Linked DNA regions of Homo sapiens: region 1 is linked to region 2. The links are chromatin loops, found by intact Hi-C in ENCODE. Cell type or tissue: tibial artery. All regions are shown on one strand. Links, peaks and the distances in the headings refer to the core of each region. The heading gives the core; the rest is flanking DNA.

The links. Peaks named below come from ENCODE experiments on the same cell type or tissue, not always from the same donor. Only the 100,000 strongest peaks of a DNase experiment are listed, where the experiment ranks them.
Region 1: a loop joins it to region 2, with 4 times the contacts of the local background. A loop is called at or near these places in 11 of 110 quality-filtered maps.

What each region holds. Positions count from the first base shown.
Region 1 is chr16:4,795,819-4,798,675 of GRCh38, forward strand. SMIM22 (small integral membrane protein 22) reads left to right here. Exons shown (of 4, transcript NM_001253794.2): 2 at 1-40; 3 at 130-230; 4 at 372-673. The coding sequence ends at 413. ROGDI (rogdi atypical leucine zipper) reads right to left here. Exons shown (of 11, transcript NM_024589.3): 7 at 2,751-2,849; 8 at 2,253-2,366; 9 at 2,120-2,169; 10 at 1,896-2,022; 11 at 1,150-1,683. The coding sequence ends at 1,642. Among named protein-coding and RNA genes, the nearest start is that of SMIM22, 1.9 kb to the left of the region's middle. In tibial artery, for the core only: no CTCF peak of the experiment used is centred there; no DNase peak of the experiment used is centred there.
Region 2 is chr16:4,705,944-4,708,847 of GRCh38, forward strand. All of the region lies in intron 7 of ANKS3 (ankyrin repeat and sterile alpha motif domain containing 3), which reads right to left. Among named protein-coding and RNA genes, the nearest start is that of NUDT16L1, 14 kb to the left of the region's middle. In tibial artery, for the core only: no CTCF peak of the experiment used is centred there; no DNase peak of the experiment used is centred there.

The sequences.
Region 1 (2,857 bases), core at 358-2,857, 90 kb after region 2:
TGGGACACTGTTGCCTTCATTGTTTTCCTCACCTTCATGGGTAAGTGTGGCTGTGGCCTCTGGGTCCTCCCAGCCCCCTGCCCTGGGCTCCAGGTTGGGGCCACACCTGGACGCCTGTCCTGTCCCCAGGCACCGTGCTGCTCCTGCTGCTGCTGGTCGTCGCCCACTGCTGCTGCTGCAGCTCCCCCGGGCCCCGCAGGGAAAGCCCCAGGAAGGTGAGCCCCTGGAAGGTGAGCCCTGCCGGCCTCTGGGACCTGCACGGAACTGTACTGGGGGTGGAGGCGGAAGGTGAGGGGAGTGGCGGGAAGGGTGCTCATCCCCCTAGGGAACAACGAGCGAACCTGCTTGGTCCCGCTGTGCTTCTCGTGCAGGAAAGACCCAAGGGAGTGGATAACTTGGCCCTGGAACCCTGACCCTGTGTCTCCTGCCCGGTGGCAGTAACAAAGCCTTCTGTCTGCCCAGAGCCTGAGTCTGCAGTGTCTTCCAGTCCCCGTCTGGGTGGGTGACGCGGGACTCGCCGCCCCACTCAGGTGGCCACCTGGCCTCTCCAAGCCTTCAGTCAGCACGACTGTGCCAGGTCATCCTCAGTCACCTAGCTGGGAGGGGAGCTGGTCTCAGGCCGGGCGCGGTGGCTCACACCTATAATCCCAGCACTTTGGGAGGCCGAGGTGGGCGGATCACGAGGTCAGGAGATCGAGAACATCCTGGTTAACGTGGTGAATCCCCGTCTCTACTAAAAATACAAAAAATTAGCCGGGCGTGGTGGCGGGCACCTGTAGTCCCAGCTACTCGGGAGGCTGAGGCAGGAGAATCACTTGAACCCGGGAGGCGGAGCCTGCAGTGAGCCGAGATCGCGCCACTGCACTCCAGCTTGGGCGATAGAGCGAGACTCCGTCTCAAAAAAAAAAAAAAAGACTCGGTGGCCCAAAGTCCCAGGTAGAGCTCTTGTCGCCACCCCATGGGCTTCTTGGCAGCCCGAGGGTCCCCTCTCGACAGTAGGTTCTGTGCCCTGCCCTGGCATGGCACAGGGAACGCGGAAGCCAGGCTCCGGGAATAGGGGAGACGGCTGGCTCCTGAAGCTCATGGCCACTGACTACCAGAGACCCCCTGCCTGGGTTCCCACTCAGACAGACAGACAGGGGCTCCAGGTGGAGTCTGATGATCTTTATTTCTTAGACAGCCCTGGACTGGGGCTATGAAACACAGTCACCAGCACTATACTCACTCCTAGGGTGGCTCTGTCTGTGGCGTTCCTCACCATCCCCGGGACTCATAGCTCAGTGCCACCCCCCGACACCATGCCCTCCAGGGGGAGGGGACAGCGAAGGGGAGAGGAGGGAGAGCCCTGCGCCTGGCCCTGTCCTGAGTCCAAAGATTCCCATGGTGATCAGAGGGCGGTGTTGGGAATGTGGGACACCCTTGGCCCCGCCTCCCTGACCTCCCCACTACCCCACCAAACCAGCCTTCCTTCCTCCTGGCACTTCCAGTGTCCATTCCCGGCAGTGCAAATGTGTTAGGTGGGGTAGGGGGTGGGATAGGGAGATAAATAGCAGCCTGGCGTTGGCACTGGCTGGTGCTCTGTGGTGGGTATGAGTAGGGGACGGGGCCGCCTTCCTGGAGACAAGCTCCTGGGTGCTGTGATCAGAAGGGTCTGTAGCTCCAGTAGCTGGAGAACACGGAGATCTGCAAGGGGAGAGGGTGCTGTAGGTTGCTGAAGGGGGATGGGGTAGCCCAGGGGAGATGTCAAGGTCACCCAAGGACAATATGTCAGGACAGGGCATTGCTGCCTCGCAGTGCTGTGGGGTACACCAGACCCCAAGGTTGGGGCGCTCTGAGGGTGTGGCAAGGACCCTTAGAAGTCCTTCCCCTAATGAAGGCGCTCGGCCCGGGCCCACCTTGTCCTTGAGCTGCTGGCAGAGCTGCAGGGAGACGGTGAAGTAGACCAGGGCGTCGTTGAGCCAGGGGATCACGCACTCCACTTTGTGCACGTGGCTCACCTCCAGGCGCTGAGAGCCCCACTCGCTGTGGGCAGTGAGAGGGTCCCTGAGGAGGGTCCCGGCCCTCCAGGTGTGGAGGGATGGGGTGGGCGTGCCTGGACCCCCCGCCCCTGCCTACTTACAACATGGCCCCAGGGCTATGCAGCACCGCGCCCCCAGCTGGGCGGAAGTTCTAGGGAGAACAGCACCAGACCCGTCAGGCCTTGCAGGGCGTGTGCATGGCGGGCAGTGGGCCGGGCAGGGGTCCCTCCTCACCTTGGTGGAGTTGGGCTGCAGGGCATGCAGCTGGTACACCGTGAGGCAGAGCTTGTTGAGGTTGATGTAGACGTTGACCAGCAGGTCGGACGGCAGGGCAGGGGCGAACATCCGCTGCGGGAGGCAGGTGGGATGAGGCCCTCGCAAGCCCCCAGCCCAGGCTGGATGGAGCGGGGCTCTGCAGTCACTCATGGAGTCTGCAGGGGATCCCAGTCCCCACCCCAGAGATGCTCTTCTCATCAATGGGGGCTTCCAGACTTTTCCCAGGTGCCCCAAGTATCTCCTGTGCTGTCAGGTTTGGGAACCACTAACCCGAAACAGGGTTAACGTATTTTAGGGGCACAGGACGGAAGCCAAGGACCCCATCCCAGAAACCTGCCTAGACAGAATATTCCACCTATAATCTGGGAGTGGCACCCCTCCGCGTCCATCCTGAGGGCAAGCTGGGACCCACTGTGGGACCCCTCTCCTGCAGCAGGGGCTGGCAGGGGCACTGACCGTGAGGCCGCTGGCGGCGATCTCGGGGAGGGTGAGGGTGGCGGGGGTGGTGAGCCGGTTTCGGGCTCTGGTCAGCTGCAGCATCACTGCGTCCATCAGCTGCAGGG
Region 2 (2,904 bases), core at 289-2,788:
GAGAAGGAGTTTTGCTCTTGCTGCCCAGGCTGGAACTTCCGCCTCCTGGGTTCAAGCAATTCTCCTATCTCAGCCTCCCGAGTAGTTGGGAATTATAGGCAGATGCCACCATACCCAGCTAATTTTTATATTTTAGTAGAGATGGGGTTTCATCATATTAGGCTGGTCTTGAACTCCTGACCTCAGGTGATCCACCCACCTCAGCCTCGCAAAGTGCTGGGATTATAGGCACGTTACCACTGTGCCCGGCTGGAAACAACTTATTAAGCAATTCTGTATTTTCTTTTTTTTTTCTTTATTTTTTTGAGACGGAGTCTTGCTCTGTCACCCAGGCAGGAGTGCAATGGTGCGATCACGGCTCACTGCAAGCTCCACCTCCTGGGTTCACGCCACTCTCCTGCCTCAGGCTCCCAAGTAGCTGGGACTACAGGCACCCGGCCACCATGCCCAGCTAATCTTGTTTTTGTATTTTTAGTAGAGACGGGGTTTCACCATGTTGGCCAGGCTGGTCTCGATCTCCTGACCTTGTGATCCGCCCACCTTGGCCTCCCACAAAGTGCTGGCATCACAGGAGTGAGCCACAGCGCCCAGCCACAATTTTGTATTTTCTAAAGCATGGCATGTGTTTGCTATGATTATAAACTGTTTCAAATCACTTCCCAGTCTGAGCTTTCAGAGCTCAAACCAGAGCTTTTATTATTTTGTAGCTTTTCAGTTTTTCATATTTGATTTGTATAAGGCTCTGATCTGATTCTACTTTTAAGAGATACGTGAGTTGTATACAGGAGGAAATGATGAGATCTCCTTGTGGAGTGGGTAAGCTGGGGCAGAAATGAAGGGAAAGGTCCTTTGCATTACCACCTGAGCTGTGTTTATTATGAAACAATCCCAATGCCAGGGAAGAGGCTGGGCTGAGCCTGACACTGAGAAAGGAGCTGCTCGCTCAGGTGCAAACTGACAGGACAACTCAGGGCAGGCCAGCAAAGAGGGAGAGCTCAGGCCCTGAACGTGGGCCACTCTGTCCTTCCCCATGACGAGGCTCAAGCTCTGGCGACTGAGCTAGCCATATGGACACACACCTCCTCACACTCAAAGATCTATAGCACTCCAGGGAGACTGTGCTTCCATCCAAGCTGAAGGGGAGGGAGCTGTAAGACAAATGCAAAGAGGCAGCAATAAGCAAGGGAACGGCAGCTGCGTGAATCTCAGCACCCAACACACCCTCAGAGCAGCTTAAAAAGAACAGGCAGATGGAAACCACAAAAGAGCCAGGGCTGCAATCCTGCTATCAACGTGGAATTCAGGGCAAAACACATTAAATATGACACGGAAGGACACTTTTTTTTTTTTTTTTTTGAAACAGAGTTTCACTCCGTCACCTAGGCTGGAGTGCAGTGGCACAATCTCGGCTCATTGTAACCTCCGCCTCCCGGGTTCAAGTGATTCTCCTGCCTCAGCCTCCCGAGTAGCTGGGATTGTAAGTATGTGCCACCATGCCTGGCTAATTTGTGTATTTTGAGTAGAGACAAGGTTTCACCATGTAGGCTGGACTGGTCTCGAACTCCTGACCTCAGGGGATCTGCCCGCCTTGGCCTCCCAAAGTGCTCGGATTACAGGTATGGGCCATGCCCAGCCAGAAGGACACTTCTAATACTAAAAGCCATAATTCACAGTGAATCTATAACAAGTTATGAAAATCTGTCACCAAAAAATGCACCAACTTCCTTCATAAATCAGAAACACGCTAATAGGTAATTTTGTAGAAAATGAACTAAGAGTACATAATCCTAAATAAGATAGACTCACAGATATGCTAAACTGTATACAGATAATAGAGAATACAACTTCTCAAGCAAAACACGGAACACTAAAAAATATTGATCAGGGCCGGGCGCGGTGGCTCACGCCTGTAATCCCAGCACTTTGGGAGGCCGAGGTGGGCGGATCACTTGAGGTCAGGACTTCAAGACCAACCTGGCCAACATGGTGAAACCCTGTCCCTACTAAAAATACAAAAAAAAATGAGCCAGGCGTGGTGGCAGATGCCTGGAATCCCAACTACTCGGGAGGCTGAGGCAGGAGAGTCGCTTGAACCTGGGAGGCAGAGGTTGCAGTGAGTCAAGATCGCACTTGGGCACTCCAGCCTGGGTGACAGAGTGAGACTACATCTGAAAAAAATATATATATATATAGATAGATCAGTAGATGATAAATAAGATGACAAGGAAGTTATGTAAATGTAAGAATTATAAACACTCTCTGATCAGACACATTAAAGTTAATCAGAATAACATGAGAAATTAATTGCAAGATCAAAAAGGCCCTTCCATCTAGAAATTAACAAACAAAAACAATCATAATACTTCTATTAGACAACTCCTGGGTGAAGGAGAAAATATAAATAAAAATTACAGAATTTCTAAAAATAACAAGGAAAGTATTAAATACAGAACCCCCAGAATACACTTAAAGCAGCAATCAGCAAAAATTCACAGCCTCTAACATTTAGCAACAAAAGGGCAACAATGAAAATGAAAGAAGTTTCCAACTCAAAAAACTAGAACAACAAAGTAAGCCAAATAAAAATAAAAGCAGAAATTAAACAGACAATCAGTAGGTCTCATTAATAAATCAAAATCCGATGGGTTTTTCTTGTTTTTCCACTAAACAGACAAAGTACTAGTATTTAACTTAAGAAAAAAAGGAAGAGGCTGCGCACGGTGGCTCACACCTGTAATTCTAGCAGTTTGGGAGGCCGAGGTGGGCAGATCACGAGGTGAGGAGATCGAGACCATCCTGGCTAACACAGTGAAACCCTGTCTCTACTAAAAATACAAAAAAAAAATTAGCCAGGTGTGGTGGTGGGCACCCTGTAGTCCCAGCTACTCAAAAGGCTGAGGCAGG